Regions from separate parts of the Homo sapiens genome. Here region 1 is linked to region 2. The links are chromatin loops, found by intact Hi-C in ENCODE. Cell type or tissue: heart right ventricle. All regions are shown on one strand. Links, peaks and the distances in the headings refer to the core of each region. The heading gives the core; the rest is flanking DNA. Region 1 overlaps NEGR1 (neuronal growth regulator 1). Region 2 overlaps NEGR1 (neuronal growth regulator 1).

The links. Peaks named below come from ENCODE experiments on the same cell type or tissue, not always from the same donor. Only the 100,000 strongest peaks of a DNase experiment are listed, where the experiment ranks them.
Region 1: a loop joins it to region 2, with 2.0 times the contacts of the local background. A loop is called at or near these places in 1 of 110 quality-filtered maps.

Annotation. Positions count from the first base shown.
Region 1 is chr1:72,112,177-72,117,571 of GRCh38, forward strand. All of the region lies in intron 1 of NEGR1 (neuronal growth regulator 1), which reads right to left. Among named protein-coding and RNA genes, the nearest start is that of NEGR1, 170 kb to the right of the region's middle. In heart right ventricle, for the core only: no CTCF peak of the experiment used is centred there; no DNase peak of the experiment used is centred there; H3K27ac peaks cover 1,375 bases.
Region 2 is chr1:72,062,440-72,067,834 of GRCh38, forward strand. The region is part of intron 1 of NEGR1 (neuronal growth regulator 1); the gene reads right to left. Among named protein-coding and RNA genes, the nearest start is that of NEGR1, 220 kb to the right of the region's middle. In heart right ventricle, for the core only: no CTCF peak of the experiment used is centred there; no DNase peak of the experiment used is centred there; H3K4me3 peaks cover 609 bases.

The DNA.
Region 1 (5,395 bases), core at 207-5,206, 50 kb after region 2:
CGTAAGCATTAGCAAAATAGACCTAATTTTCTTCACTTTTTTTTTTTAATTTAGAATATTGATGGCTCAGAGTTGTACACTTTTACGTTTAAAAAAAAAATCTACCCCTTTGGCTTATTTTTCTCTACATAATTATCTGAAAATGTAAAGTAGTAATAATCAGAGTTCTTCGTTTATACTATTCTTCATTATAACTTATTTCATTTTTTCCAAAATTTATTTTTTCCATAATATATCCATTGTTTTCACATTTTATTTTATAATATCCTACTTTTTCTTCTTCCCACCATGTTTTCTGATCTCAAATTGTTCTGAAACAATGTATTATTTGTATGGCTTGACTAATATTATGATACATTTGTGATTGTTAGGTTTCTTCCTCCTTGTATTGAAGCAGATAGCCAAATCTATGTTGACTGATTCAATAAACCATGGATCTTGGTCACAAGCCCTAAAGGAAATACTTTTTGCAGACTAAAAAGATAATTTCCCTAGACTGGAGGGAGGGGGAAAGAAAAAAAAATGAAGAAAGAGTGATCTGAAGGTTACCAGTAGGCTTCAACAATGTTTCTATTAAAAATCATCATCCTTTCTCCACTCCACCTCCCTCACTACTGCCATTGGCCATAGTACAGGTTGTGCTTCTCTGGGCGCTCCCCTGACATGGGTTTTGGGGGAGGAATTTGGTGTTTTGCAAAATCTTTTCCCCGACTTTTTTCAAGCATTGCTTTTTATTTTTCCTTCCCCTCAAATTCCTCCTTTTTAACACCACCTCCATGTTCACCTGTCAGCTATTTTTTTACTACTTCTTTTTGGCAAGAAGTCTCCGACTTCCACAATTTAGTGTTTTGGATTTAAATTTATTTATTCTCCAGCAACCTGAGAAATCAGTATTGCATACTCAAGATAGGTACAGAGTTAAGAGTCCAACCTGACACATAGAAGCACAGTGAGCACTAGACCCAAGGGTTTTTCATGATGACCAGTATTATGAATTTATGAACGGACTAGCAAGCTATGTGGACCAAAGGCCTAAGTCTTGGTGCTACATGAGACTCTAAAACTGTGAATCAGCTTTGGAGTTGGGGAAAGCCAGAAGAAAAACTGGCTTTATTGACAACCCAGGTGAATGGAGACTCAAAATCAGAAAAGCAAATACAGTAGAGAAAGTAAAGAAAGTGTATTTATTGCACACCTGAGATTGTATTATAGCTGTTATCCTTGGAGAATGGCAGTTAGAAGTGAGTAAGCTTTTATACAAAAAAAAAATATGTGTTTAGAAAAAAAATATATATATTTAGAAATATAAATACACTTAGAAATATATATGTTTAGAAATATGTGTTTGTGTGTATGTGTGTGTGTGTGTTTAGAAAAGGAAGAATATCAGAAGCACTGTCAGGAAGAGGAAAATGGAAAGTAAATAGAAAAGCAGATAAGAGCACAAGGAAAGTGTGGTGAAGGATGGGTAAGGCTGAGGAATTGTACCTACTTTAGTACAGTATTTCAAATTACTCTTTCTAAGCAGATTCAAACTGTGATCTTTCTCTCCTTAATCCTGGATTTTCTGTAGAATTTGTCCTAACAGTTAGGTGACTTCATTTTCTACAAATACTGTCAGGCTGTCAGTTTCTCAGTTATTGCCACCTAACACAACACTTAGGACTTAATTTAACTCTTGTGTGTGACGTGACAGCATCACACAGACTGCTTTATCAATCAGGGCACTGTTGCTGTTTCTTATACTTTTGCCATAGAGCCTATTGAAACCACATCCTCTACTTTTCTATGTATAAACACTTGTGTAATGTTATGTTATCATCTACTAATCATAAAACCATATAGCTTACAAATTTGAAATACAGGTACTTGAGTGTTTTCAAAATTGATCAACGTATTGAGTGTGATGGTTAATTGTATGTGTTAACTTAGCCGGGCTATGGTACCTGTATATTTGGTCAAACGTGATATTGGATGTTTCTCTGAGGGTATTTTTTTTTAGATGAGATTAACATTTAAATCAGGAGACTTTAAGTAAAGCATATTACCCTCCATAATATGGTCAACCTCATTCAATGGGTTAAAGGCCTTAATAGAACAAAGACTGATCTCCCTCCCCATCACCCCACACCTCTGCCCAGCCCAAGCAAGAAGAAATTCTGCCAGTAGACCACCTTTGGACTCAAATTGCCTATCCTGTAGATATTGGACTGACCAAGCCTCCACAATCACATGAGCCAATTCCTTAAAATAAATCGTTATCTCTCTCATTTGATAGATAGGATAGATGATAATGACAGATAGATAAATAGATAGATAGATAATAGATCTAGATAGAGCTCCGTTTCTCTTACTTTTTGTCATCTATCTATCTGAGAGATAAAGATATTTGTTTCTGTTTCTCTGAAGAAATCTGACCCATACACTGAGAATTAAAATTAGGACTTGAAATAACTACATAAGCAAAAATAGATGCTTTGCTTGGAAGAAGCTTTTCACTTCCTTGTAATATTTCAAATGGTGTTGGAACACATTCCGGAAACCCTATTTATTTTTGGTTTTAAAGAAAGCAAGACAGATTTGAGAGCACCCTTTTATCTAATTGATTCCATTTCCTTCCATCCTCAAGAACAAAGCACACATTCCTTTGGAGCAAACTGCTCACATAGGAGTTATGCTTTATTTTACTGAACTTGCAATTAATTGAAAGTAAAAAGAAGTTAGTGTACTCATAAAAAGTTTGTCTTTTTGAACAAAGTTGAGTATTGTAACAAGACACCGTGTTATATTTGTCACTATTGCTTTTTATGTCAAAATGGGATCCATTGAATCTTGAAAAATCTGGCTTTCTAAACCTGGAAGCTGATTTTGTTTTGGGAAAGATAGATACTGAAACTTTGGTTCAGAGTTTTGCTCTGTTAAACTTCCTGAGTAAGCCTTTTATTTATGTCAGTGTGAGGCAAAGAATATTCTCAGGAATGCAAGTGCCTAAGAAGCTGTGAAAAATGCGTTAATTGTGGTCTTTTATATATATATTTTTTCATTTAGCATATAAAATAATGTCATAATGCACTGGGTTGAGAAACCTATTTCTCCAGATCTATAAACCAGACCAAAAGTTAGGCATGGAGGCATTCTGAACAGATCTAAGAAAATGTGGCTGGCATTAGCTTTTATACTGGTGTTCAATAGCAAGTTTTAAGTTTATTAGTGTTATATCTCTCTTTTTAATCCCTACAATTGTGTAGAAAGTCCTATTCAGCGTTTCAGCCTGGCCTCAGCAATGGGGCTCTGTAATCTTGTTAAGGCCATTGGAACACTAGTGCCAGTGATTCAGAAGACATTACTTATGCCAGAAAATCTGATATTAGCATTAGCTGCTGGACAGAACAGACATGAGTACTTTGAGCCTGACAAAAGAGTCTGAAATGGGAGCTATACCTTTAAAGTGTGTATGGAAAAGTGGGGAAAGGTCGTGTTTTTAATTGACTTGGCTGGAGAGCTCTCCAGGTATTTAGTGGGTATACGGGAAGTACCCTGGTGACAATACACTGACTAACCTAAAATCAAGCATGGGACACCCATTAAAGGGAAGGGAATTTCAAATTTGGAGTATGAGTGTTGAGGGTGTTAAGTCTTTTATCTTACCTCTTCTGTGGTGCCATCCTTATGGTGGGGTGGGTGCCAAAGCACTTCTGATAACTTTAATGTAGGCCCATGAAATGAAGAAAGCAATTTGGGTTGAACCAGAAATAGGAGTTGACTTAAGAGTATCTGGGTCACATTTCAACATTAGGTGTACTTTTATGTGTAGCCTAAATTTAAAACATTTATGCAAATGTTAATTAGCCTCTTTAAAACAAAAGGTGAATATTATGTCAGCAAGGAGATCACCCTAGACAGCATTACTGTATTATTATCAGTGTGGAGGTTCAATAGAAGGACAACAGAGATTTTCATTCTTAAAAGAGATACAGTAAAAGTTCCACTCTGGGGAGTACAATCAGTTGAGTCATGATATAAGACTTTTACTTTTTATATACTAGCATTCTGTACTTAAATCTTTTTAACTTTGTGCATATTAAAAGATACTTAGAAAGTTAAGCCATAAACTTTAAGTTAAAATGAATCCATTCAATCTCCTTGAAAAGTAACTATGATCTGTAAAGTAGCAAATGCATTAGAGATGGCATTTTAAAAGAATTGCTTTGTGAAGCAGAGATCCCTTTGAATTGTGAACAGTAACACCCAATCTGCAAACTTACATTTAGCACTCTGGATTTCCTTAGTCATATGCGGACTTCATGATTGAACTAATCATTAGTGCATTGTTCTATCTATAGAAGATAATCAATTAGTTGAATGAAAATAGTCGTGGTTTTAAGTTAATTACAGTTAATTTAATCCCTACTTCATGAAAATAAAATATCCCAGTATGATTTCCACCCTCTCCCCCTTAAAAAGTAGTTTTAATTTGCTTTATGTGTAATATTTATTCTGACTTACAGGTAACTTAAAACTTAAAAACACATTTCTATTATATAAATAAGTAGCATTTAACACTTAAAGTTTTATTTCAAATGAAATAGTCTGTAAAAGTGTTTACATTATTTATTTTCATCTATTTCTTTAGAAACAATTTGCTAACACTAAAATGCCCTCCAATATTCACATCTATATGAATTTTTATAGGTTTTTCACTGATTTTGATAACAAGAATATTAATTGAAATGTTTTATTATATGACATCAAAATAGTTCATTAATAGCTTAGTGCCACACACCTCTGAGAATGTGTCTTATCTGAGCTTATTATTGCTGATCTAAAAGCTCAAATGAAAGTTTAAGTAGTTTTCTGTGAGCTTTGGCTCAGAAAAAAGTGATGGCACTGCAAGCCATTTTAAGCTTAATCTAGTTCTTCCCTCTGTTTTCTTGGCTTCATCTCTATCATATCTAATTGATGAGTTTTACTAATACATGTTAAAATACAGTGGAGCAACAATGGTCCATTCTTCTCATATACTTTAATGCACACTCCCGCAATATATTATTTATGGTCTTAGTTATTTGTCTAATTAAATCTGTTACTTTTATTTAAACTAGAGATGTTTATGCATTTTTGTTTGTTTGTTTGTTTGTTTGTCCTCAGTGATCCTTAAGCACAAGCCTCACTGGCTGCATTAGTTCCTCTATTATTCATACCAGCAGTGTTCTGAACACAGCAGTGAATTGTCTGTTTGAGAATACAGCTATAAGGTAAACCAGAATTTAGCAACACTCACACCAATTTCTGTGCTTTAATCTGCCAGCATTCTAGGCACATATAAAACATCTAGAATGAGATATCTAACTATGTTCTCTGGGGAGGGGGAATAAATCCAGTGGTGCCTGGACAA
Region 2 (5,395 bases), core at 129-5,128:
ATCTATCTCTCTTTGAAGAGGAAAAAGACTTCTTGTTCATCTTTAAATGCCCATCACCTAGAATAGTGTGAAGAAGCACGATGAGTTCAATAAACATAACTAGAGCATGAAATAAAGTGGTTAAAAAGAACTTTGAGGACATACATATACTGCTTGGTGACCAAAATGATGAATTCCCAAAATACATGTGTATCTTCCTATAGTCTGAGGGCTCTGTGCATGGTTTAGTAGCCTCTTGCTTGCATATAGCTTTCTAATCTAAGGAAAGTACAGACTAGCTGGTACTCCAGCATCTGGGGCAGGAGCTAACTTGTTGACTGAGCTGATTGTGGTGATCTGTGCCTGTGAAATATGAAGTGGGTGTTTCCCAAGATAGCTTGTCTTGCAAAGGAAACCAGGGACTGCCCACATGGCATTATTAACCAATTAAGAAATGGATAGCCACTTTCAGAAGGAGTTTTTCAGCTTCAGTCTTCTCTGTTCAGAAGGTAACATGTTAGTACATAAATTGAGTGAATCTTCATAAATCAATGGCACTAAAACTAGTGGGAGGAAAGGAAAAGAAGGAAGTTCTTTCTATATGTTGCATTTTTAAAGAAGCGTTGATTTTAGAAGTCTCGAATAGATTATGATATAGTATTTATTTTGAAAAAAAATCTGTTCAGTCCCAGTTTATTTCTGAAACTGTAGCAGTAAAAATCATTTTATAAGATCAATTTATATATTTTGAAATTAAATATTTTTCCTGGATAATCTATCATTGCACTGAGCTTGTAAACACTGTTTTACACATGTGTTTTCTAATCCTCTAAATTTCCTTGCAAGGTAAGATGAGGACTTGGGTTCAGATAATATAATTGACTTGCCTTAGGTCACACCTATTAGGTTGGTGAAAAATGGTGGGTTTTGCCATTGGAAGTAATGGCAAAAACCACAATTACTTGTGTACCAACTTATAGTTATGTACGGCGTAATGGAAATAAAAGTGAAGTCACACCTATTAGGTCGGTGCACAAGTAATTGCGTTTTTGCCATTGTAACGGCAAAAACAGCAATTACTTTTGCACTCACCTATAGTTATGCACAGTGTACTGGAAATAACAGTGACTTTAGAATGAGTCACTTATTCTAGCTCTGCCAGAATGTGAACCTGAATCTCACTTGTTCTAAAGTCACTTTTATTTCCAGTACACTGTGCATCTAGGGTGTGTTTTCTATGATTTGTGACCAGGTGGACTTAAATATGAAGATTAAAATTTTTAGCAGGTCACAAAACTATCTCACATGCCATCCTAAAAGTAGAATCCAGAGAGTCATACACTATACACATTTTTAATCATGACTATTAAGCCCTCAATGCTGTAACAAGCTACAAAGCCAAGATTGTAGTGCTTGATCACAATGGCTATGTGCTTCCTCTAAGACTTAATACTCAGAGAACCCCCCTGTAAGATGTAGTCGGCCAAGTGTTAGCTTTAAAGTAGTTTTTGACAGCTTCCATCCCGTAAAATAATGCTCAGTGATGGGATGGCTTACAGTTTCAATTTCAGTTTAAGAAACAATTGAAGGGATGCATTTTATAAATTATTCTATATTAGAACAAAAAGAAATTTGTAAAAGTTATTAAAAAAAGGAAAAAAAAAACTTTCTTCTTGCATTTGTTTTACTCAGAATCATACTGGCCAGAAGAATGGGGCTTTTAAGTCGGATGCAGAGAAGTGATGGGTAATTAGGTCTGTGTCATTTATTTTGTAGAAAAAAGGAGCCTTTATCACAAATCATATTGCCTTTCCAGTCTCCCAGAAGGAACATTTTTACTTCGTCTTTTTCTCTTCAGTTATTAAAAATAAGCCCTCCAAATACTGAAACCAGACACAGTTACCTAAAGAAAAGAAAGCCTCTAATCCTCTCCCCAGGCATGTAGAGGAGCTGAGGATCCTTTACCTCTGCAGCTTTGTTAGTGCACCAATAACTGAAACAAGATAAATTCTGACTGAACAAGCAATATGTTGATAGTGTCTGTGCAAAAGCTTCTGTGGTTCAGCCGCTGGGATCAAATCAGAACACAGTGGCCCTGAGCACCAACGGCTTTCACTATGCTGGCCCTATTCTTTCAACAGTGTGTCCAAATACAGTCCTTGTTGTCAGTTTATGAAGCATTTAGTTTAAATTTCTTCCCAGAATGGACTTTTTATGTTTCAAAAGGATATGCTCTACAGAAAAGCAAAATGTACACTGCAACCATTAATCATCTAGAATGAGAATCATTATTATTATTTTACTTATTGCTACCAACCTTGATACCTGACATTTAAATTGTTCTTTCAGCATGGCAAAGTGTTTTTATATTTTTCATCTCATATGATTCCTACAGCAAACCTTGAGATAGAGGAAGTACTTTCATTTTTTGGTTTATTTTATTAAATGAGGAAACTTAAGAAACACAGTGTATGTGACTTGGCCTAGGGTCATGACATTTAGTTGCAGTGTCTCAATTATAAATTACTGTTAACTCCAGTTCTGTTTTATTATTATTATTTTCACATCTAACTGTAATTCAAATATCAAATATTCCTGAGTAAAACAAATTTCAAGTATTCCAAGAAAACAACTCTTATTTTGATATGTAAGGGTGTGGATATATATAAAGGTATACTTTTTCATACACATACATAGTAAAAGTAAAAATACAAATAAGTGTAATCATACAAGGCCATAAACAACTTTTCATTTTTTTACTGGACATCTTTATTCATATGTATATTTTGCACACTGTATTATTACTTTCTAAGGATAAATTACAAGATGTTTAACTTCAAGTCTATCTACCTGCTTTTGAATCTCCCAATTTCTTCTTAAAATTTATGTATTCTTAGAAATCCTTCCTCTACTGCCCTCATAATTTACTGTCAGGTCCTAAATGGGGTAACTTTGATTTGTTTTGTCACAATATGGTAGCTACTGATCCATTTCTCCCTCACAGATTTAGATGTGAAACTGACATTGCTAACTGTCTGCCCAAATTTGAAATAGACAAACAAACAAACAAATAAAATCAATCTGCCAAGGCTTCTCTGGGAACAGAGCACCTTCTCCACATGTCTACTAAGAGCTGTGTGGAAAAGTAGGAGAAAGGACTTGAACTCCAGCAATGGTAATTGGGACAAGTTTGCCCCACTGTTCTGTTAAGGTTGACTGACTTCAAACAAAATAAAATTAAGTATGAAGTGTACCTTTAGAAAAAAGTTAAATTGAAGGTTGGTCATCATCATATTAACATTTATATACCTAAAAATAGCAAGGGTAAGAATTCTTATTTTGCATTAATCAATGCTCTAAGAGCTTCATTTACATTACTGCATATAATGCTCACAGCACCACTATGAGACCCTGCTTTTAATTCTAATTTTGCCCATAAGCAAAATTAGGCTACCAGAGGTTATTAAATGATGTGTTATTGGGCATTAAGCCAGGAAGAGATATAGCCAAATACACAAACCAAGAAAGCCTGAGAAAAGAGTCCATACATTTAACCAACTTGCAATTAAAAACACTAATTTTAAGAATTCCCCTTCCCTTTAGAAAGCAATCCAAGTACAACTATCAATACTCAGAATATATAGAAATATAGACTCAATAATAAAAGTAGTTAATAACTTACAAGGCATTTACTAGTTGCCAGGGGTTTTTCCAATATGTCATGAATTGCATTTAAAGATATTTATACCAATTATACACATAAGAAGACTGAGGCATCGGAAGGTTGAGTTAGTTTCCCATGATCTCTCAGCCGATAAGTGGTGGAGCTGGGATACAAATCCAGGCAGCGTGGCCTAGATCCATGGATTTAACAAAGCTACACTACTCATTAACATTCACTTCAACTTACACATTTTCTGAGAACATCATAATTGTGTAAAATAAAGTCTAAATATACAGAATTAGTCTCCTACTTCTAGAGGCCTGAAATTAAGACCACATTTTAACTTTTATAGTAACAAGAGAAATAATAAATAATGATTAACTGTTATGAACTGATTTGTGTCCTTCTGAAAAATGTGGAAGCCGTGACCCTCAATGTGACTTTATTTGGAGATAGATTCCTTAAGGAGGTAATTAAGGTTAAATGAGGTCATAAGCTTGGGCTGTAATCCAGTGTGCCTGGTGTCCTTACACGAAGACAGAGAAACACCAGGAATGCACATGCACAGAGAAAAGGCCCTGTGAGGACATAATGGGAATACAGCCGTCTACAAGCTAGGAAGAGGCCTCCGGAGAAACCACCACTGCCGGCACCTTGATCTTAGACCACCAGCCTCCAGAACTACGAGAAAATAAAGTCATGCTGTTTAAGACACCCAGTCTGTGGCATTTTGTTATGGCGCTCCTATCAGACAAAGACACTGACCGAGTCAAAAATTTGGTAACTAAAGATTGAAAGAGAAGGTCTGAGAAATGTAAAAGCCAGACAGAATGCTAATGAAATATTTCCAGAGCAGGAAAGTGTATGTTTTAGGTTCTCCCAGTGCCCATTCATTTTTTTTGCCATAAAATTTTTGCCATAAGTTCCTAGTATGATCCATCTGCATAAATGTACCTTACATTTATTTCATGTTAGGTGTATTGCATGTGGTTAAAGAGGTAAAGATCTACCTTTCTAGTTGTAGCAACATTTGGTGACAAAATAGCAAGTACTATAAACATGGAAAAGATCGATTTGATTTGTAAACCAAATTATATACCTTTTAATTTTAAGATTCCAACTCAGCTCATGAATCTTTCATGTTTGGTAATATCCTATACATTAGAGATTTAAATTTTGTTGTGGTGTAACAGTGTCTGTATATGTTCAATTTCCATTACCCTTAATGAGTGTTCTGCTCAAACTGGTTTGTAAAAAGTTCACAGAGTGAACTGAATTTTGATTTTATGTAAAAGTGAGATGCATCTCGTCATACCTAGAGCAGCAAACAGAAGATAAAATGCATATTCTAACAGTATACCCATTTTTAACTACAGAAAAATAATTGACTAGATATCTACTCCAGTTTTAGGAAGTACAAATTATTCAATTTATAAAACTTTGAAGATAAGGTACCATAATTTACAGACAACTTATTTGATCCAAATCTTGCTTGAACTGTAGTTTTACACTGAGTAACTTTCCTAATCTGTGCTCTAGTTTGTCAATTTTGTTGTCCACTCTAACAAGAAAGATAGTCAGTGATGCATAATAATATCAGGTTTGTGGATTTGAAGAGATTTAACATACTGGGGGAAAAAAAACTGCTCTTAAAGTATATCATTTATATAAACTTGTTTAACTGATTTATTTTTCTTAAGACATAGGAATAAATAGCTGGTGACCACTTCTAAATTTGGCTCAACCATGTAT